2 separate regions of the Homo sapiens genome follow, and region 1 is linked to region 2. Evidence: chromatin loops called from intact Hi-C (ENCODE). Cell type or tissue: GM12878. All regions are shown on one strand. Each heading gives the region's core, and the rest is flanking DNA. Links, peaks and the distances in the headings are about the cores only. Region 1 overlaps LOC124903162. Region 2 has its middle 160 kb from the start of LINC00332.

Region 1 (11,599 bases), core at 2,069-10,068, 76 kb after region 2:
AGCTCTGTCAACAGACAAAAGATGGGGAACATGAAGCTTTCAGATTCTGCTGTGCAATATAAATGTAGCCAGGGAAAGAGTGGAGGAAGTCAAGTTCAGGGTATAAAGCATAGCCTCTGGAGCTTGGTTGCCTGGGTCCCTGCCCCAGCACTGTGACTAACTAGACATGTGGCCGTGAGCAGGAAATGAACATCTCTGTGCTCAGCATCCTCCAAAATAGGACAGTGGAAATTATGCCCTCCCCGTGGGGAGATGGTGAGAATCACTTAGTTATCATTTGCAAAGCACAAGGCATAACGTCTGCTGCGTAGTAAACTCTCAATAAGGATTAGTGATCATTGTTCCCAGTGAATAACATAATGGGAACCTGAGCTAGGACAGGTGGTTGCAGAAAGGAATTGCTGCAAGGCTGTGAAGAGAATATAAGCTGAGCTTGCTTGTTCTGTGCCTCTGCTGATGCTGTTCTTATTGCCAGTTGGTTAACCTGCCTTTACCTGTTAACCTGTAAAAATAGGCTATGATTCTAGGAAGGCTGTAATACTATTCTTAACCTTTTGTGGACATTTAAATGTTTTCATAATAAGATGTCTTTAAAATGCCAGGAGTTTGTGATGGATTGTTTTTGTTTGAAATATATTATTCTCTTTCTAGAAACTTTTTTAAAAAAAACTTCATGTAATAAGGTTAATAAACCAGAAATAGAAAGGGGAAAGTAAGATCCAGAGGAAAGAGCAAACGGCTAACACTGCCTTACGAAAACACTTTAGAGCCAGACAAACCTGGGCCCACATCCCAGATGTACCATCCAGAGGTTTGGTGTCTTTGGGGAACGTACTAATTCGCCTGTTATTTGTTTGTTCTGCTCATAAAGCAGACTGATGGTCTCTGCTGCTGGGATTGCAGTGAGCTCTAAATGATATGCCATAGGTCATCTCCCAGCCCTCAACAGGGGCCCTCACACAGTGGGCCCTCAACCAACGTGACATCTTTCTTTCCTGCAATAGTGGAGTATAGGAGGTAGGGAGGAAATGGGGTGTGGAGGGGGAGGGGAAGAAAACTCCAAGGCAGACAACATGAGTTTTGCAAACTTGATGAGAAATTGGTTTTGTACACTTTGTTGGAATGGACTCAAAGCAAAACTGTGCAGCAGGTGTAAGTAGAGTGGAAGCGTAAGGAGGTGTAAGTAGAATTTTTTCCTTTTCCTTCCTGGCCAATGGCCTCTCCCACAGGGTCCTCAGAGCAGAGAGTGTGACTCATTTGTGCATACAATAAACAAATAGAATGACTTGAAATATAATGACTTCTAAGAAAATTTGCATTTTCACTATGCATAAAAGCCATAAACAAAAGAACAAAATACCAGTAGATGCATTTCAGCAGGTACTGTAGAGGGGAGATTTTATTTTTATTTCTTCGAGGGAAAGCTGGCAGAGCAAAGGAAGGGCCTTGCTTGTCCTTGAGCCGTTGGCTGGGTGAATGAAGGGGGAAATGTGAAGCTTGAATTCAGCGCTACTCACTTTTAGGTGCTGACTCTGGTGGACAGTGGGGGATCCTGAATGGTCACAGCCCAGCAAGAAGTGGAGCAGGAGCTTCAGCCAAATGGAATGAGGCAGGATGCTTGCACAGGTCTTGAGGCACCAGTGTGGACAGGGAGGAAGAGGGAAAAGGTCTCAATGTGCCAGGTAACACAGAAGCTTCAACAAACATCATTTCACTGAGTCCTCACAACAGCAACATGAGGAAGACAAGGCTCTGTGAGGCCACGCAATGCACACAACATCACACAGCTCACAACTGGCAGAGCCAGGATCTGAACCCAAACAGCCTGATGTCAAACAGCCCCCCAAGACTGCATACCAGGCAACTAAGAGGAGAACCAGGAGTGTCCCTGTGTCCCCACAACGAACAACTTAACCCAACCAAGCCACAGTAATTGGCGTGTGTGTCCCATGTGGGCATCTCATGAACGCAGCCCATGTGCTGGCCTGTGCTCCACCTGCCCCCTGCATCCGGAAAGGGGAGAGGGCTGGGTCCAGGGCTGTCATCCACTATCATTCTGCCATCCTTCATTCCATTTCAAATAATTGGCCTTGGCTGCCCCCACAGACTGGTCTCCATGGGAGGCGATGTTCTGGCTGACCGTAGCCTGGCCTTTCCAGCTGTCTGCAGGAAGGCCTGCATTTCACACCCTTCCTCCCCATTCTCTCTTCCTCCCACCTCACCTGCTGCGCCTGCTGGTCCATTTTCTACTCCCTCCCCAGAGCTTAGTTTTGCTCTCTAGGTAGATACACAGACGACTGCCTCTTCCAGACACTAGTGGGCCACTGCTTCCGGGTTACCGTGGATGACGTTGATGATAAGGAGTGCACACAGTCTAAGCAACTCAACTGAGACCCTGGAAAATGTGCCAACAACCAGCTCTTTCTTTTTGGAACTCTTGGTGGGGCTTTGGGATAAATATTCCACCATCTTTTGTCATGGCACATGCTGACTCTGGTGGACAGTGGGGGATCCTGAATGGTCACAGCCCAGCAAGAAGTGGAGCAGGAGCTTCAGCCAAATGGAATGAGGCAGGATGATTGTACAGGTCTTGAGGCACCAGTGAGGACAGGGAGGAAGAGGGAAAAGGTCTCAATGTGCCAGGTAACACAGAAGCTTCAACCAACATCATCTCACTGAGTCCTCACAACAGCAACATGAGGAAGACAAGGCTCTGTGAGGCCATGCAATGCACACAACATCACACAGCTCACAACTGGCAGAGCCAGGATCTGAACCCAATCATAATCTGAATCAAAAAATGAGACAGGAAAGAGTGACTTCTCCATCTTAGAGCTCTGGGGCATGAAGTAAGAAAGCCTGAGAGGAGAAAGGAAAAGGCATTGAGGGGAGGGGAAGGGCCAAGCCACTTGGAGACAGGTTATGACACAGAAATACCACCTAAGCTCTCTGTTTCTCCCCATGGGAAGTGGCAGCAGCAACAGCAGCAGTTTGGGAGCCTCCAGCCTCACCAGAAGACATTGGCCTCTGGGACCACACCTGAGTTTTGCTAATAGGGTGAATCCTGGTGGGACCCTAGATAGTTTCAGGATGGAGGTTGGCCAGGCCTGTAAGACCAATCATGTGATTAGAGGCTCGGGGCTTCAAGCCATTTGCTATTCACCAGCCTCCCAGGAGAGGCACTGGAGATTGAGCTCAGACATGTGGTCAATGATTCAATCATCCATACACAGTGAAACCCCAATAAAAACTCTGGACCCTGAGGCTTGGGTCCCCTTCCTTGGTGGTGAACACATCAGCGTGCCAGCAGGGTGACACATTCTGATTGTATGGAGACTGGGCACAGAAGCTCTGCATTTGAGACCATCCCAGGCCTTGCCCTAATATCTTCTTTTGGGTGCTCCTGATTTGCATCCTTTATAATTAAACTGTAATTTTAAGTATAACACTTTCCTGAGTTCTACAAGTTATTCTATCAAACTATTGAGCCTGAGGGGGTTGTAGGAACCCCTGAATTTGTAGCCAGTTGGTCAGAAGTATGGAAGCCCAAGGAGCCCTAGAATTTGTGGCTGAGATACTAGTGCTGAGGAGTGAATTGATTACTAAACAATCAAATTCATTTGGTGTCTTTAAGATGGAGAAAATTTCACATAGTTCAGATACTGCCTAATTATTCTGTTAAGAAAAGTGAATTGGCTTGGCCCTTTGCAATTTGATCGGTTGCTTGGCAATCAACTCGCCAATAGTCCTTGCCTCCTCATTTTTCTTTCCGATTTTAATTGTGGCATTGGAATAAAAGGATAGTCTATCCATCTGCTGCCTTAGATTTTGAAGCTTAATTTAAAAAGTCAATCCTTGGACTATTTTTTAAATTCCCAGACCAAAGGAATCTAACGATTATTTCACAGCCCTTCTATTTCTTTCTTTTCACCCACATCCCTCAATCTCCTCAGTACCCTTTTCATCTCTTTAAAAGATATGAAAACAAAACTAAATGTAATAAAGATTTAGGCAACGCTAAGAACACAAGAAATTCTATTGGCTCCTATTAATCATGTTCTAACTCAACTTAATTGTACATATTTTGCTTGTTCATATTCAGCAGTGCTTGTGTTCCACTATGACCCCTAGATCTCTGTATGTCATGCTTGCTTGGATTTCCACCTCCTTTCTCCCAATCTCTCCCTTTCCCCAATATCTCTATATCTTTGTATAATTTGTTTTACCCCTAAAGGTGATGTGTGCACCAAAATCTCAGAAATCACCAGTAAAGAACTTATTCATGTAACCAAATATCACATGTTCCCCAAAAAATCTATTGAAATAAAAAATAATTTTTTAAAAAATAACAAAATAAAATTACATTAATTAACTATTTTATTTTACTTTATTTTATTTTATTTTTTGAGAAGGAGTCTCAAAACTTGTTGCCGAGGCTGGAGTGCAGTGGTGCAATCTCAGCTCACTGCAGCCTCCACCTCCTGGGTTCAAGTGATTCTCCTGCCTCAGTCTCCCAAGTAGCTGGGACCATAGGCATGTGCCACTACACCCAGCTAATTTTTGTATTTTTAGTATTGATGGAATTTTACCATGTTGGCCAGGCTGGTCTTGAACTCCTGACCTCAAGTGATCCTCCTGCCTCAGCCTCCCAAAGTGCTAGGATTACTGGCGTGAGCCACCATGCCCAGCCTTAATTTATTATTGCTTTCAGCAACATTATATTTTATCCTATGCATAGTTTATTAGGCCACATCAAATTTTCTCCATATTTTAAGTACCTAGTGACAATATCCCAATTTATGACATTTGCCTGTGATTAGAACTGTTGGTTTTCCCTTTAATGGAAGTGTTTTTCACTCTTGACTGCTTGTAGTACAACATGGTCAGAACACATCCGCAGCCCTTTCTAAGGGACACTGTCCCACCCAGGGCCACTGCTGAAATGGCAGTTCTCGATGGACCCCTATTACATCTGTCCTCATCTGATTGGTCTGGAAGTAGACACCTGCCTCAGGGATGCCTGTCCAGGCTTACCGGGAGATCTACTGTAAAGAGCTGAGCACTACCAGGAATTCACTGGACCAATCATATTCTCACTCACAGGACTTTGAATTGGAAAATACACAGAGACTCAAGCTGCTATCAGGGGCTGAGGTTGAAAGAGTGCACGAGTAGCCTTGAGTTAGCTGAAGTGTAGAGTAAGCCAAAATTGTGAGAAAGTGGAAACTACCATTGAGCAGAAGATTAAGTGTAGAGAAGTTGTGTTAAGTCATGGTGGTGAGAGGAGAAGCTAAAGCACATACATCAAGAATAACCAGAGCCAGGGTTGGCCAAGCCACTTTAATGGCAGAGCATGGGATTCACCGCCCCCAAGTGCCAAGGTCCCTAGAGCCTCACTGCCTCCAGCTCTAGTCTCTGTGTGGACTAACCACACAGCAGTTTCTTATGAGAGAACTTCCTTCTTCATTACCCCTTGCTTCTTGCAATAAACCAGCCCTTATTATGTGACCTGGTTATCATGGGTCATGCTTCCTTGTAACTCAATGAGCCCACACCTGCTGCTCCCACCTGTGCCTGGGTGGTGGAGAAACTGACAGGCAGCACTGCCAAGGGGCCATGCCACTAACTTGTAGCTGTCATTCCACCATGGGGCTCAGCTCACTTGCCCCACAATGCTTGTTTCAACATGGACTGGCTGCTTAGTCAAAAACTCCCTCTCCCAGAACTGGCTCTCCAACAAGAATGGCTAAAGGATCCAAGGTAAAAAGAAACAAACAAAAATACGTAAAGGTCATATGCCTTGCACTCCTTTGTCTACCTGGAAAGAGACAATTGTTCTGGCTGTATCAGCTTATCGGCCTCCAGGAAACTTTTTGGTTATGCATGAAGTCCGCCCTCTGTTCTGTGAGTCCTGGTTTCTAAATGATTCACAGGTGTGTGGCAGGAGAGGCACTTTCCAACTCTGAGTAAAAATGATGCCAGAAAAAATCAGAGTGACACACTGTTTCTTCTCTTATGCCTCAGCCTCTAGTTGTCCTGCCAGACAGCAAGGTTTTGGGTACAATCAGCCATAAAATCAGAAGAGAGTGAATATTTATGAGCACTGCCCCACTTTGGGCAACTGTAGGGTCAAAGAGACCAATATTTCACCCTCAGAGGGATCAAGAAGAAAGAGTACCTGAACTCAGTTCGGATATGTACATAGTGCATAGCGGGGCTAGAAGCAGCCTGAATGTCACTGATCAACCTCACCTCTTTCACCTAGGACTGTCCCAAGTCATCGACAACAGAGGGGACTTATTCAACCCCCAAAACACATGCAGGTATTTAGATTCCCCACCTCTTGTATCTGGCTGATGGATAACACCCTCAAATACACCCAGCTAAGTTATAAAATCTTTCTAGAGCTAACGCCTTAGTGAATTTGTTTATTCACTGGGAGCAGGTCTCCTGGACCATTTGACCCCACAATTCCACTCCCTTGTGTTCACACTCCAGGGGAGGTTCCAGGAGAAAACTGTCTCATGTCCCCTCTCTTTTACTGGTACTGGTGATTACACAGCTGTTCAAGTTAAGATGGCTCCCTACCATGCATCCAGGGCCCACTCTGGCAGGGAGAGTGGCTTACCCGCTTAACCTGGCATGCCGAGGTCTCGGCTGTGCCCCTGAATCATTGCTGAGTGCGTCAAGGACTCCAGTCCCCAACCCTCTGCAGGCCTGACTCATGCAGCAGCTTCCCCAGAGTACGCCCACGGGCTCCAGGTACTGCTCACAAGCTGGTCTCCTCCTCCACGTAGACACACAAACAAAGCCAGTTACTAGGCTTGCTAAGCTCTGCTTAAAGTTACAGGGCCTTGCCTTTGGGGCCGCAGGCTGCCTCATGCACGCCTCTCTTGTTGTGGATGCTGGGCTCTTCCATGACAACATAGGAAACCCACCAAGGGTCCCTTTCACATTGATAATGATGTTATGAAATCTGCGGCCAATCTTGAAAAATGCAGTGCCTTATGGGAGGGGAAAAAGAGGCTGGGAGGGCAAGGGAACTTTATCAAGCAGCAACCCCAAGGCCAGACCTTGGACTCCTGGGCCCAGCCTCAGAGACTGTTTCAGGACATATGATAGAAACTCTCGCTACTGTCTTTTTAAAAAGAATCTCAGATGATTCTGATGATTCAGACAGGTTTGGGAACCATTCTCCTGGTACATACGTGTATACACACACACACACACACACACACACACGACTACATTGTATGTAGATAGGACTACATAGATATGACTGTGTTGTCATAGCAGAAATAAAAAACCAGAAAAGAATCGTGCATGTGTGGAGTCTTGTGTGGGAAGGCGGGAGATCTTCCATTAATGAATAAAATGATCTGGAGTAAATCCCTTCTCTGCCCCAGGCCTCATCTGGAAAGTAAGAATTTAGATTAAATTTTCTCCAAGATCTCTCCAGCTCCAATGAATGTGGATGCTGCACATTCTACAAATCGCTCACTGCCTTCAGACTTTAATTTTTTTTTTCAGGCAATCAGTCGTTATTTGAAAAGAGACATACAATTGGAGATAACCCAGAAGGATCTTTTTATTATCTTCACATAGGTGACTAATATTTAGAAGGATAGGTAACAAGAGCAGGTAGTGGGAGTATGAATTAAAGAGGATGAGCTGGCTGAGGTGTAATTGAAACCTTCCCCATCAAGTAAATATAATGAACCCATTGCAAACTGTAAACAGAGAAACTCCCTAGCTGGGCGTTGTGGGAGTTGTCATACGGAAAAGTGTTTATACTGGGAAAAGTAGCCAAGTTGCAAGATGGGATTAGGGGAATATCAGAGTTGGGGAGTAGAAACAAGATAGCAGCCACCAGCGCAGGGAGCCAAGTCTCTTCTCTTGCTAAATTCAGAGGGGCATTTGGGTGCTTCAGGCAGAGATCAAGCCAAGGAGGCAAACATTACTGCCTGGCTTATGGCTTTCAAAAAAGCAGGAATTGAGGAGCATGAGGCCACAGAGGAAGGAAGAGGTGGCATTTCAAGGAAGAGAATCTAAAAGAATTGTCCTGGCTTCCTTCAAGTGCTGGTCACGGCTATATGAGAAGATCAAGTGCTGGTCACGGCTATGTGTGAAGATTCAGCCCCGATGAATAATTATGTATTTATTCAATAGCTAATATTTCCAGTCTGGGAGCTTGAGGAAGACAGAAGTGGGTATATTTAGTAAGAATCCTAGGAAGGTAAGGAAGTAGAACATGAACCAAGTCTACTCGAGGTCTTGAAGGAGGTAACGTCTCAGTAGTTGTGGGTTGAGGCACGTGGATTTCATAAACAGAAGTGATAATTCGCAGTGATTACAAGCAGGCTACACAAATGATGTTTAATGGCTATTACATAGTATTTTCAGTAAATCAAATTTATTTATGTAAATTTGAGGTGCTAATTTCATGTGTGATCTTCCTAAGGGCACCAAGAAAAGGAAACAGTGCCACAGGACAATATTCAGCAAAAGAAACTATCGTGGGGATCTTTTTTTAATGGAACTTACTGCTATCAATGGTGAATCAAATCTTTTCAGGTTCCCTCCATTTTAAAAGGAAAACTAAAACATGGACAAAATGCCATCAGAGTCTACAAATCTCAGAGGAGACAGATGAACCCTCTCTAGCTCTGGAAAACTAATCTTCCCCACGTCTAATCAGAATGCTCCATCCCACCATATGTATTTTGTCATAGATATGCCACCTCCCTTTTGGACAACATCTATTTTTCCTTCATATCATAAGCATGGCCTTCTTTGTTAACCTTCTTTCATGGGTCTCATTCTGAAGACATTATCAATGGTCACTATTTTACATCTCTGAAACTGTCATACCTCTCTTCTGCATTTCATGACTCAGTTCTGTGGATCTCTTATACCCTACATAACCATCATCAGCTTCTTCACTCTCTTGCCATCTGACTTTTGGACTCACGGAAGCCATCAATGATCTCCTCCTTATCAAACTCAATGACATTGCTGGGTTCTCATCCTTAGAACTTCTTCCTTAGCGCTCTTCCTAGCCCTGGCTTAATGAATAACTTCTTCCATTTCTCCTCCACATCTGCTCCCTCATTCTGTCTCTATCAGTGAGTGCAAAGTCAAATGATAGCAGATGTCAGAGAGGTAACATACATGACCAAGGCAGGCCAGAAAGGAACTAGCGCTAAGGAAGTGCTCAACTGAAGAAGGCTGGCTGGCTGCTACCCACCTCTGAACGACGACTATGCTCAGGGGAAAGGAGGCCCAGTGCCATCAGGTGTGCAAAGTTTAAGAGAATCCAGAAATCTGAACTTTTAGGGAGGAAATATCCTCTTCAAACATTAGAAATTAGTTCAAAAAATGTTTTCTTACAAATACTTGCAAGCCAAATTAGGCACATCAGAGTGGAGACCAGCCCCCAAGCTGTGTTTTCCACATCTGCCCCACTCTGCCTCCTCTATTCCACCCCATCAATTACATAAGACCCTGAGGCCAAGAAGGTCCTATGTGAGGTGGGGAGTAACCCACCCATGGACAGAATTGTTTGGTATGGAATGGAGAGATATGCTCTATTTGTGTGAGGAATAACATGCAGGAATTTTCTTGAGGGGGCTGGAGAAGCAGAAAGGGAATTCAGGAAAGACAAATGGAAGCATCATCGATTATGAGAGTCTCTGTTGGGCTTCGTTGGCTGCAAAGGAAAAAGACATATCCAGATTCCCAAAAGTATTGGAGGTAGAACATGACTAGACTTGAGATCCATGGCAATTCTAGCAACCTGATTATCCAGGTAGCAACCAGCAGCAGATGCTTGGTGATTTCTCTCTGGTGTTCCTCCTTAACAAGCCTCAGTTACTGTCAGATTCCAGCTCTCTTATGCACCTTCGTTCCTGGGCTCTCCTTCTAACTAGTGGGCATTTGTCTACATCTCCAGTTGAGTTCCTTCAAAGAATTCCAGTTTGAGCCTAATGATTTTCTGACTTTATTTGAACACTGCTTTAGTACCAGACTACCCACAGGCTGCAAGCCATGTAAAATTTGATTCCGTTGAGTCTCTACTCATGGGTCCAGTGTCTACCCCTGGTCAAATACATTGCAGTGGGCTGGAAGATTGTGTGGTGTGTACAGGACGCAGTCAGCTTGAGGCAACTCTCGTACTAGAAGCCTGGATGAGGCCAGCAGCTAGGGGATGAGATAGTCTTCTCTAGCCAGTGACTCTGGGGATGCCATTAGGAAGTGACTGAAACATTCAGAACAACTAGTGCTGGAACAGGGAAGGAGTTTCAGAGGAAAAAAGGAACTCTGAGATTTCTACCAGGATCTGCAGAAAACAAATTGTTCAAACCTAGTCAGCTCAGGGAACAAGGGTATGAACTATAACAGGGAAAGGCAACATCTCAGAAGGCTGTAATCTCTATCTGGATACTAAATAACACCTGTCCTTAGTGCTGAAGCCATCGAGGAAATAAAGAGGTCAGATAGAAAAGAATCTTTATCTATGCATAGATAAAGCTGGACTGGATAATGTAGCTCAGACCCATCACCAAATGGACTTCGGAATATTTCAAGCTGGAAATAGGCAAATCTACCTGCATCAGTATTAGTCAAACTGAAATAACCCAAGTCTACTCACCCCAGAAGCCTTTGCAATAAGCAAGCAGTGAGCACAGCATATCCTGTGTCTGAGCAGATGCATGAAACAAGAGTTTCTTTTCCCAAACTTGCCAGAGAAATTCAGGTATTCCCCGCTTTTGTGAAGGGTGAAATAAAAGGTCAGATCTTTTCACTTTATGGTTAAGATAGAAATACGGAGAGGGGAAGAATTGTGCCTCCTAATAATTCTCAGGTCAGATTTCTGGGCATTGTTTTGAAAATTCAATGAGATAATAAATGTACTTATTTAGACAAAAATTTTTTGAGCGCTCACCATAAGCAAGGAGACCAGGTCTCTGTCCTCATGGAGGGCAAATGATTATGGTATCTAGGGCAATAAACTGTGTGTATGAAAATGTTTACTCAAGAGAGATTCAGGTCTTAAATGAGAACTTCTTTAGGAATCTACGTAACTTTACTTAGATTTTACTCACATTGTAAAACCTAGGCATGGAAGCATAGTTAAAAGATTAAATCTAATGACAGTTATCTGCTGAGACATACAACCTCTTATATGGAAAAAGTTAGAGACTGACTCTGACTCTAAAAGTCAGTCTCTGACTTCTTTTTTTTTTTTTTTTTTTTGAGATGGAGTTTTGCTCTTGTCGCCCAGGCCAGAGTGCAATGGCACAATCTCACTGCAACCTCCACCTCCTGAGTTCCAGCGATTCTCCTGCCTCAGCCTCCCGAGTAGCTGGGACTAGTCTCTGACGTCTTGAAACTCTAAGCATCAAATTGTGTTTTCTCTAATCATACTCAGACTCTGCTATACAGCATGAGAGTCTCCAGTACTTGCCTGCCTCAGGGAAGGGTGACTCCTAGGCCAGGCCAGGTGGGCCATCTAAGTATGGGTATGTACCCAGTGAGAGAACCCACCTATTTCTATCACCTCCTCTATCTTCTTTAATATTTCCAGCCTGGGAGCATT
Region 2 (11,599 bases), core at 1,289-9,288:
AACTTCAGTGATAAAAATGTCTATAATATTAGTAATAAAGTAACCAAATAACTGTTGGGAAAAAACTTTACCTGGATTGCTTGGGTTTCTGTGCATCTTGTAAGCAGAGTCACTCTCTGATTGGCTTTGTTCTGGATTATCTTTCCAAGGATGTTTTTATATTAACAGCCTTAGAAGATAAAGAGACAGTGTCTCCTCCAAGACAAAGGGCACGTTTGTTTGTAGCACTGAAGGATGGATATAGTGTCCACCTTCAGAGTAAAGGAAAGGTGTGCTTATTGCCCAGTACAATAAAGATAATCTCCCTCAAGAGCAAAGGGTAGGCATGCTTAATGCCCATTACAAAAGATTTAGGTTCCCTAAGCTCAGGGTTCCTCTCCAGTAACACAGGCCTCTGGGTGTGCAAGTATCCCTTGGCCCTCTTTGTGTCTCTATAGGAGGCTCAGGGCTTGAGTAACCAACACAAGAAAATGCTGACATTCTAACTACTGCTACTACTGTGAGTAATAAAGGCTTTTGTCTCTGATTTAGGAGTCTTGTGTCCTCTAACAGCATCCATGAGACTGTGGCAGGCTAACTTTTTAGCTTGCAAGGAGGGAAAAATCTCAAAGCCTTCAAAGTTTTGGCACTAACATCAATATAACTGAAAGGGGAGCAAAGCATGGTGGAACACGCCTGTAGTCCCAGCTACTCAGGAGGCTGAGGCAGGCAGATCACTCAAACCCAAGAATTTGAGGCTGTAGGGCACTATGATCGTGCCTGAGAATAGCCACGTCACACCAGCCTGGGCAACATAGCAAGACCCTGTCTCTAAAACTAATAAATAAAATAGGCCCCACGTGATGACTTATGCCTGTAATCCCAGCACTTTGGGAGGCCAAGGTGGGCAGATCACTTGAGGCCAGGAGTTTGAGGCCAGCCTGGCCAACAGGGCGAAACCCTGTCTCTACTAAAAATACAAAAAGTAGCCAGGTGTGGTGGCACACACCTGTAAACCCAGCTACTCAGGAGGCTGAGGCATGAGAATTGCTTGAACCCAAAAGGCGGAGGTTGTAGTGAGCCGAGATGGCATCACTGCACTCCAGCCTGGGTAACGGAGCGAGAGTCTGTCTCAAAAGAAATATAATAGTGATAAAATAAATAAAATGAAAGCAGCTTTGATATTTAAAACAATATAGGCTGAAGGGTACTTAAATTGTGTGTGTGTGTGAGAGTGTGTGTGTGTGTGTGTGTGTGTGTGTGTGTGTGTGTGTGTGTGTGTATGTGATCTTCCAGGTAAATAAAGTGGTTTGGGGCTTTTGATAAACTAGCAAAATTACTAAAATTTTCAACAAGGCTGTCTCCACTACGGTTACATTTTAAAGCTGGTGATTATCCACTAGATTTTTGGTTCTTAATAGGAAAGAACTATGCCTTCACTTCTGAAGTCATAGCTCCTTGCTCTGTGCCTGACACGTAGTAGGTGCTCAACAAATATTTGTGGAACCAATGTCAAATAAGGTAGCCGCTACAGAATGCATTTTTATTGAATAGTCACTTAATAATTTCATTTTATAATTGCTAGGCTTTAGTATTGACAATGGTATTATTAATATTTCAGGTACTAATAAAATTTGTATTTTACTATAATTTTATCAACATGCTACATTTTCAAATGTGTTTTGATTATATTAGGCCTCATGGACCGCAATAGAGTTGGCAAATTAAGATGTTTTATTTCTCTCTTAGCTTTCCTGGCCTATAAAACAAAGACAACTAGATAAAATGAAGCTTAAATCATTTTCAACTTAAAGACTCTGTGATTCTGTGGTACTGATCTCCAATTTTTCTCACGTAAATCTAAAGAAAATTAATAATTCCTTAAAATTCATTCTCTTTTTAATTCACATTTTCTGGGATTCTCTTTCTGTCTTTAGGAAGGCACACCTGTTTTTGCGGGGGATGGAAAATAAAAACAAAAGTAATCCACCAGGAGGGAGAATTGTACCAATGCCAGATCTTACAAGTATTTGTTGATCCTAGGCTGGCATTCTCTCCATCTATGCCACACATTTCTACGAACCCTGGTGTGTCAGCTTCTCTGTGGGTCTAGGGCCAGGATGGAGGTCAAAGCTGGAGCTGAAGGTTGGGATCTGCCCTCACAGAGTTCTCATCAGTGTTCTTTCTTCCTTTAACACCCTTGGAGTAGAACAGTAAAGAATTACATTAAGGCCGGGCACTGTGGCTCATGCCTATAATCCCAGAACTTTGGGAGGCCGAGGTGAGTGGATCACCTGAGGACAGGAGTTCGAGACCAGCCTGGCCAATGTGGTGAAACCCCATCTTTACTAAAAATACAAAAATTAGCCAGGCATGGTGGCGGATGCCTGTAATCCCAGCTACTCGGGAGGCAGAGGCAGGAGAATCGCTTGAACCCAGGAGGTGAAAGTTGCCGTGAGCCGAGATTGTACCATTGCACTCCAGCCTGGGTGACAGAGCAAGACTCCGTCTCAAAAAAAAAAAAAAAAAAAAAAAGAATTACATTAAATACTCTAAATAACTGTTAAGAATATTGTTGTGAATGAAAAATTCAGTTTAGTGGTTAAGAGCATGGAGCTTGGAATCAGGTAGATCTTAGATCTAACCTGGAAATTAAGCTTATGCTGCAGGGCTGTATGAAGACGAGATTTAATAATATCTGTTGTGGCCTGAGCACACTACAGCTACATAGAAAGGATTCAGAAATCTTGATTACAGCTATGACTATTTCATGTATTATTCATGTGCTATGTAGGCCTGCCAGAGGCATGTTTGCCCTCCACGTGGCATGGGGTAGGGTGGGAATGGGGTCGAGCGGAGGCAAACAGAGGAGTCTTGGGTAAAGGAATAAACAAAAGCTGTGAGTGGTAAGTGGGTTGAAGAAAGCTCTGAACTAAGGTAACAACTCCGCATCTGGAGGTTCTGGTTTTTATTTCTACATGTGCACGGGAGACAATAATTCTCATAAAGATTAATCACTCCACAAGTGTTTTGAATCAGAAAATAATGAAGAACAGAACCTGGGTTCTGGCTTCGGAATTTGCTACAGCCCATCCAAGGGTTGTTCATAAGCTGTATTCTTAGAGGATCATTGTGCTAATTCCATTAGAACTAATTTTTCTTTTCTTTGAAAACTGCATTGTGCATTATCAGGCTGAAATCTAACAGAACTATGCTGTCAAACATTCTGTACAGCAAACAATGATGTAGAAACATCAGAGTAATCTCTAAACAAGAAATTCTTGGGATTCTGCAGATGAAGAGTGAGGTGCCCAGTGTAGGAAGGGACTGACTTATCCCATTCTTGACTTGTTAGCCCCTGACATGGAGAAGTTAAGCTCCAGAGCTTTTTCAGTGCAAAATACTCCATTTTCATTAATTCCTTGGAATTTGTGATACATGGGATATAAGTTGCATGTGCACTTCTGCATGTCTGTGTTGTGCATGTATGTGCATTGTGTGTGCGTGCATGAACCTAGGTAGAAGACCATAAGAAGTGTATAGAAGAGGAAAACTCTAAGAGGAAACACTACCAAGGTTCATGTTGAAAGGAATACTGAGTCAATGTTATTCTAGGCAATACACACAAATTTCAACTTAGAAACTGGCAGGTTGATTATATTTTTCAGATGAGCAAAGTGCATACTTTCAGAATGATGGGAGACTATTTCAACATTAATTTTAACAGGTCTTCTTTATTGATGAAAAAATGCCAGGCTCACCCAGACTGAGCTGAACCACCACCATTTGATCTGGAAAGAACACATGCTCAAGGGACCAGGCCACTCCCTGGTGAGCCAGCCTGTATTTTGGGGAAGAGATGGTTTATTTGTTAAATGATATGGCATGAGCCACAAATCTATTAGATTTTTTGCTCTGCTTTATTGCAGATTATTTGGGCAAACTCCACTACCCCTTTCTGAAAGCCATGAAGCATCCACAGCCAGCCAGCCTTCACAGTGCAAGAAAGAAATACTTGACATAGTCAAGCCTGAATCAGGAGTCAGCAACTCAGGTTTCAAACTGACTTTGGCAATTTCCTGACAACTCTTTGCCTTCATTTTCCTATCTGTGAAACAGTTTTGCTCATTTTGCTACCCTTAGAATAAATTCTACAATGTCTATGAATCGATTTAAGCCCCTTCCTAGAATGACAACTACAGGAGGCTGCTTCAAGGGTGTTCGTGTAGCCCAAACCTCCCTTTTCTGAAAGAAATGCCTCCCCCTGCACAGGACTGGACACCAGGAGCCAGATCACTCAAATGATGCTAGCCCCTGGCCATAGTTAGCTGAGTCAAAGGTGGATCAAGGAAGCCAATCTCTAATTAAGCTGGACCTACTAGTGTCTGTCTCTCTTGGGACAGGTCAGTTGGTTGGGAGCCTGAGACTGGGGAACGATGCAGAGACAAGGGTTAGGCAACACATTTCTGACACTCTTCCAGAAAATCAGGAAAAAACAGTCTGCGAAGAGAGAAAAATAATGCTGATATCCAGAGAGAAGTGGGGATGAGCAGCTGCTTGACCCCCAGGGAGTGATGCTGGGAGGCATTGCCTTGGTTCCTGACTCTACTCCAGGTCTTCATCCAGACCTTCTGCTCCTCTAACCTCATATCCTTTCAACAAATCCCACTTTTTAGCAAACACTCCTTGGTGAGTTTCTGCTACTTGGAACCAAACGATCCCAAGCCTGAAATCACATACTCCTCTGAGTTGCCTATCTCAGAAAAGCTAGCAATGTCATTGACAGATAAGGTCCTTTGCAGGAACACTGTTGCAGCTGGAGGTCATTATCCTAACTGAGTTAGTGCAGGAACAGAAAACTAAATATCATATGTTCTCACTCATAAGTGGGAGCTAAACATCGCATACTCATGGACATAAAGATAGGAATAATAGATGCTGGTGACTACTAGATGGGGGAGGGAGGTCACCAAGGGCTGAGGAACTAACTGTTGGGTACTATGCTTAGTACCTGGGTGATGGGATCATTCATACCCCAAACCTCAGCATCACGTAATATACCCATGTAACAAGCCTGCACATGTACCCTCTGAATCTAAAATACAAGTTGAAATTATTTTTAAAAAAGGATTATTAACAAGACCTTTTTATTTAAAAAAAATTCTTTAACATTCTTTCAGAACAAAACATTAGCATCCAGCTTGTTCTTGGACATTCTTGTCTGTTAAGGTTGAGCCCATTTAGGCAAATTACCCTAACATGAAACTGAGCAGAATTCTCAACAGAAATCCAGGGCTCAGCTATTAGTAGAGTTTTAATTTTTGTTATAGCATTGAAAGATGACCATTCTCAAACCACTACACAGCTAAGCTGGGTTTTGACTCCTTGACAACTGCATAGCAAATTGGTCCACATGAGGAATTCTGGCTCTATTAATCAGCTGTGGCTGCTCCATGTCAGTGGGTAAAATGCGGATGTCATTCAGGGTGCAGATGGCCAATCCAAATGATGTTTTCAATGGCATGAAATGAGGCAAAAGAACTTGAAATTGAGATAAGAGCAGCCTACCACCACCGTCCAGCCTTCACTGGAGGTGTGAGAAGCCAGCCTGTTTCTGTTCACAGGGAATTTAGGTGAATCATGACCATTTCTGTCCGCGTGAGGTTGAAAGTGAAACCCTATTCAACCCTCAAGATTTGCTCAACCAAGGGCTGATTACGGTGGGAAGGAAAGAACAGAATTTACTCATCAATAGTCCTAGACCTGTAGGCAGAAACCTTTTCCTTTGTGGTATCTGGCTCATCATCATCAAAGAGTGTGTTTCTCTGTGTGTGTGTGTGTGTGTGTGTCTCTCTCTCTGCCTCTGGTCTTTCTCATTTTATCTCTGTGTGTATGTGTAAACACACACACATATAAAAACATATACATAAATTGTGTATATATAATACATATGTACAGTATATATGTATATATTATGCAGGGCCAAATGATTATTATCAAAGAGATTATTAAAAATGCTGTTTTATCCTGCAACTTCTCAAAGAGATGAAGCTTCCAAATTGATATCTACAAGAGGTGTTGTCCTGTAGGTGCTATGAAGCACTCATATTTCCCCACAGAAGAAGTGTGGTTAGTAGGAAAATGAAAGTATTTTGAATTTCTCTTCACTGGAACTTAAGGGGAAACCCAGGAGACGTGCCTTGCTTCTTTCCCCCATGGCTCCAGCTGAGGACACCCTGTCATCAGGACACGCCTGCCCCACAGAGCAGCTGCAGAGAGGACCCTTCCCATATCCCCGGCCTCCCCAGTCTGTTCTCCTGCTGACCCCTGCCTTGTTAGCTGGATAGCAGATGCTCCCTCATCTAGCCAGCGACAAGCAGAGGGCATTCTTCTAAGAAAAGTGCCAAGAATCATTCCTTCTCTAGAAATGTCACCAGAGTCCCATGTGAAACAATAATAGGGACATTGATTTAACATCTAGGCATTTTGATTTTAAGGGCTTGTACCTATGGTATTTGCTTATGCTGGGGCTTCCTGAGTCCCTAAATAACCTTTCCAGTCATTTGGGGCTGAGTGATGATCAACAATGTATCGCAAACAGGACTTCTCATCAGTTTATTAAAAATTCATCCATCTTGGAAGATCAGTCAACTTCAACATAAGAAGATCCATTTTTGGGGATCTGACTTAGCTCACAAGTAAAGTGGGCTTTCTGGAAAGTGAGTGCGTAAATGGCCAAATGTAACATAAACTCCAGTGAGCTGTGCAAGCCACTCACTGGAGCAGATTGCTCAGTGGCCACTCATTCTGATAATTAATGAGTCTTATTTTGAACTGCAGTGACATCGTATAAACATGGATGTTTTTTCCTTCTACTTTATTAAGAAGGAAGAAAATAAATTAAACCTCCTGGCAACAAATGAATGAATATGTTATATTTTTTAATATCCACAGCCTTACCCACAGAAAGTTTATTATATGATGGGCTCTCAAAATGAATTTTAATATATGCCTTTGGATCATTTATCTTACAATTATCACCACAGGGATTTTCATGGAAAAATAACATTTTCTGGCCAGGCATGGTGGCTCACACCTATAATCCCAGCACTCTGGGAGGCTGAGGCAGGCAGATCACCTGAGGTCAGGAATCCAAGACCAGCCTGGCCAACATAGTGAAACCCTGCCTGTACTAAAGTTACAAAAAGTAGCCAGTGTGGTGGCAGGCACCTATAATCCCAGCTACTCAGGAGGCTGAGGCAGGAGAATCGCTTGAACCCGAGAAGCAGAGGTTGCAGTGAGCCGAGATTGCACCTCTGCACTCCAACCTGGGTGACAGAGTGAGGCTCCATCTCAAAAAAAAAAAAGAAAAGAAAAAACATTTTCGTGGCAACCCCTGATATGTCTATTCCCCATGGAGTATGCAGCCGTCCCTTCACTCCAGCCTCCCACTGTTGCACATGCCTTATACTGAGGCAGTCATTATTTTGGTATTGTCATCACTGGCTCAGTGACGTACAGTGTCATCACTGTACATCCCCTTCAATAGCCCATTAAGTCCTTGAAATAAAAATAAAACCTTCCTCCTTTATGCTTGAATTACTAGTCCTTAGCAATCAGTACATACCTATAATAAAGAATTGTTACATAAAAAAGAAAATTTACCAGTACAAAACCATGTTATACAATTTTAAAAACCCTAAAATTATGATAAAATGAAGTCTAAATGGCAAAAAAGAAACAGAAAAAAAAACAACTAAATTTGTAGATCTTTCCTTCTCATCTGATGTCAGTTCTTTCTCCAATAAGCAATGGGTGGCTGAAAGGCATGCATGGCATCCTTATTGGTAACAATGCATCATGTGGAAGGAACACCATGCAAGCAAGAATGCATTCTTGGTAAACTTGAGTTTTCTCTCAGATTTTTATAAATTCAGACGTAATTGAAGGAATTCCGTTCATTTCCAGAGTAGCTCAGATAGTCTTTTCTGGAAGAGATTTCTATCAGGATGAAATGACACCATTTCTTTGAGCTAAGTTCAAGTGTTTTAAAACATGCTGCTTTTACTACTTTTGAAAGTCCAAAAACAGTGGATTCAAAAAGAAAACAAACAAACAAAAAAATCCCCCCCTGCCCCACATAAAAACAGACAAGCAAAAAAACCATGAAGCTTTTCCTCCTGAATGGGATATTGCATTTTGGTGCAATTCTTTGCTTTTTTCCATCTTGTTGTGATTATGGTTTTCACCAAGTGACGTTCCTTTCTGTAGTTATTTCTCTCCATGCCCATGTATCTCTTCTGGTAACCTACTAAGGCTTGTTTTGATAGCGTGTGTTGACCATGGTCAGGGCCAGAGGAAATAAGCACCTAGTCTTCACTTCAAAGTTTAAAAAAGTTGTTTCCTGAATCCTAACAAAGATTGTTTTTCCAAACATCTTGCTAAGAGAAAAAAACAACACACCATTTGAGGAGCTTCATATTGGAAAGAGTCTTCATAATGGACTCTTGCTTCTTCCCCCTTAAGGAGACAAAGCAGAAACTGTGTTCCCCAAACAGTCATGCAAATAAGATCCCCTCATTTTTGTATTCTGCTCCAACATCTATGGACTGGGATAGAATCTGGTGGCCTACACTGCTGGATGAAAAAATGGCAATTTGATGATGTTCTGTATCTAGGGAAGAATTTCAGGGAATGTTGTCTGTTTGTCTCTGGATTGCACTTCACTTGAGCATAGCTCAGTGGAAGTAAAGCGCAAGTAAGCTACACTGTACTGGATGCCTACCTTGAACTTGCGTTATTGATGTGGGTTTTCATCCAGAAGAAGAGGGGGATAGGTTGGAGAGGAGGGTAGATGATTTTTCTCTCCATGTCTCACTTGAACTTTATCAATTTATACCTACTTGATCCCAGCATCAATTAAAGCTGTGGGAAGGGGGAATGCTATGTGGGAATATAAAGCAATCTCATAATCATAGAATAAGGCTGGGGAAGGGACCATAAAGCATTTCTATTCTACCCAACAATCTACAGTCTAAACTATTCATAACATCTCTGCCAAGCCATTACCTGGTGTCTAGGTATAATTACAGTTCATGGGGCAGCACACTCTAAGTGTGGATACCACTGTCCTGAGAAGGATGCAGTGTACTCAAGGGGACCCTCCCACTCTTAGAAGTGTAGAAGTTTGGGCCAGAGATGCTCATTCTCTCGACCATGGGCTTTTTATGCTGATAATCTGGTTAGATCACTGGTCAGAATGCTGGATGACATTTTCCATCTTTAGTTCTTGCAATTCCAGGAAGCCTTATTTACTACATGGTCAGCCTTATTTACTACGACATCTCAGCCATCTGCAGGGGGTTTGTTCCAGGATCCTCCCTCACCCCGATACTGAAATCTATGGATGCTCAATTCCTGCATCTGGCCATGTGAAACCCATGGGTATGAAAAGTCAGCCCTCGATATCCATGGATTCCATTTCCCACAAATACTGTATTTTCAATCCTCAGTTGGCTGAATTTGCATATGTGGAACCCACGGATATGGAGGGCCGACTGCACTTCCCTGTGCAAGGAAAAGAGCTTAAGATGAGGTGAGAAAAGAAGCCAAATGGTCTGCAAACATTTGTGGCCAGCACTTCCGCTGGCTCTGTTTCCAGGTTTTTTTCTGTTCCTCTGCCACATGTCACTGTGACAAGCCACTCTAGGAGGCCCGTCACACTGCTCTGTGCTCTGATTTGTGGCCTAACCTTTGTTGAAGGATCTTTTGTCCTACCAGACATCTTGACAGCCTGCTCTAGGCCGCAGATGTGGATGCTTGGACTTCCTTCCTTGATGCTAATTTTGTCATTGCAACCCATGGGCACCACTACCCAACCAGCCCCATTTCTTTCTCTTCCTTCTGTTTATTTTTAGTCATAGAGTTTGCCAGTATGATGGTAAAATATTTATGTATTTTGTATTTTTAAAGAGTCAACTAAAACAGAGTGAGCCATTACTTTCTTCTGAGGTGCTGAGAACCTTTCAATCAACAAGTATCTACTGAGCTCATCCATGTGCCAGGCATTGTTTCCTTTAGAAGTCCAGTTGATTTGTTTTTTCAAATCCCACCTTTTCTTTGAATTACATATTTTGAAATTGACAAATCTTTTCCTTTTTAAACATCATTTTAATGGTGTGTTTAGGTGACTCTTCTGCTCCCCTCGGTCACAAATATGTCAAGAGACAGAGGAATAGAGTCTGTTCTACACCAAGGAGGTAGTTGGCACTCAACCAATAAGTGATGTGGAACCAGGGAGCCCTTAGAAAGCACACTTGCTAAGGCAGAGATGAATGCTCAGGCTTCCAGCAATGGGTCTGCGTGGGGCTCCTTCAGAAAGAAGAGCTACAGCTTCTTATCATCCCTTCATTTCAGCAACCAGACTTCCCCTGTGGCTCCTAAAACCCAAATTCCTTTCTTTCTACTTCATAGCTCACCGGTGACTAATCATAATATAAATGCATCTTTTAAGCTGTAAATAACCTTAGACATGCAAAACTCAGAGACGCATTAAATCACAAGGAACATTAGTATGGAGCCAATAGTAGAATCCAGGTCTCCCAGCTATCAGCACATCCTGCTATAATAACATGAATCCAAGGATCCACCAGGAAACAGACTCGGAAAGACTTCTGTTTATCATTTGCTGACAAAGTGGAAGTCTAAGAAATGCTTCTTAGCTAGACGGACGCTCAATGTATTCTCTAACACTCGTGGTTTCTCCTCCCATGTGAACTAGGGTCACCGTACCCTGAAGGAAACACTTCTTAAATCTTAGTTCTAGGAGGTTTTGTTCACGCTTCGACCTCGACAGTGGCAGGTTGCCAGTTCCCCTCTTTCAGGCATAATGGTACCTGAATTATTATGTGAGAGGGGTTCCTTGGGATGACTTTGGCTATTGTCTCATGAGGCAAATGGGCTGCTTCTTAGAAGAACCCTGATAAAAGGAGAGGCAGAGTCACATCAAAGGCAGCACTGTACAGCACTTTGGGAGGCCAAGGTGGGCAGATCACCTGAGGTCAGGAGTTCGAGATCAGCCTGGCCAACATGGTGAAACCCCATCTCTACTAAAAATACAAAAATTAGCGGGGCGTGGTGGCGAGTGCCTGTAATCCCAGCTACTTGGGAGGCTGAGGAAGGAGAATGGCTTGAACCCGGGAGGTGGAGGTTGCAGTGAGCCAAGATCATGCCACTGCACGCCAGCCTGGGTGACAGAGCCAGACTCCGTCTCAAAAAAAAAGCAGCACTGTGGAGTGCAGGCAATCAGGGGGTGCACAGTGTGGGTATGCAGAGAATTGAAAAGCAATAACATTGACTAGCAGTCTGTCTGCTCTTCACTGTCACCATGTGCCAGAAAACGTAAAGAATGCCAGTGATAAAACACTCCTTCCTGAAATATTTTTTTCACCAATGCTATAACATTTAGAACAACGGCTGAATTTACATATAAGAGTTGATTTTACATATAAAAAGAGTGACTCTACTTATAATGAATGCAGAGAACTTCAGTTTCCCAGTGGCTCTGATCCTCACAGACTTGGCTATGCATGTATGCATGTTTTTTTTCCAGAGGTTGTGG

Evidence for each region. Peaks named below come from ENCODE experiments on the same cell type or tissue, not always from the same donor. Only the 100,000 strongest peaks of a DNase experiment are listed, where the experiment ranks them.
Region 1: a loop joins it to region 2, with 1.9 times the contacts of the local background. A loop is called at or near these places in 2 of 110 quality-filtered maps.

Annotation. Positions count from the first base shown.
Region 1 is chr13:40,096,340-40,107,938 of GRCh38, forward strand. LOC124903162 reads right to left here. Exons shown (of 5, transcript XM_047430821.1): 4 at 1,518-1,628. Among named protein-coding and RNA genes, the nearest start is that of LINC00332, 80 kb to the right of the region's middle. RefSeq lists a silencer at 4,357-4,527. In GM12878, for the core only: no CTCF peak of the experiment used is centred there; a DNase peak (open chromatin) is centred at 5,942.
Region 2 is chr13:40,020,751-40,032,349 of GRCh38, forward strand. No RefSeq gene overlaps it. Among named protein-coding and RNA genes, the nearest start is that of LINC00332, 160 kb to the right of the region's middle. In GM12878, for the core only: a CTCF peak has its summit at 6,211; DNase peaks (open chromatin) are centred at 5,671 and 6,121; H3K4me3 peaks cover 598 bases; H3K27ac peaks cover 1,296 bases.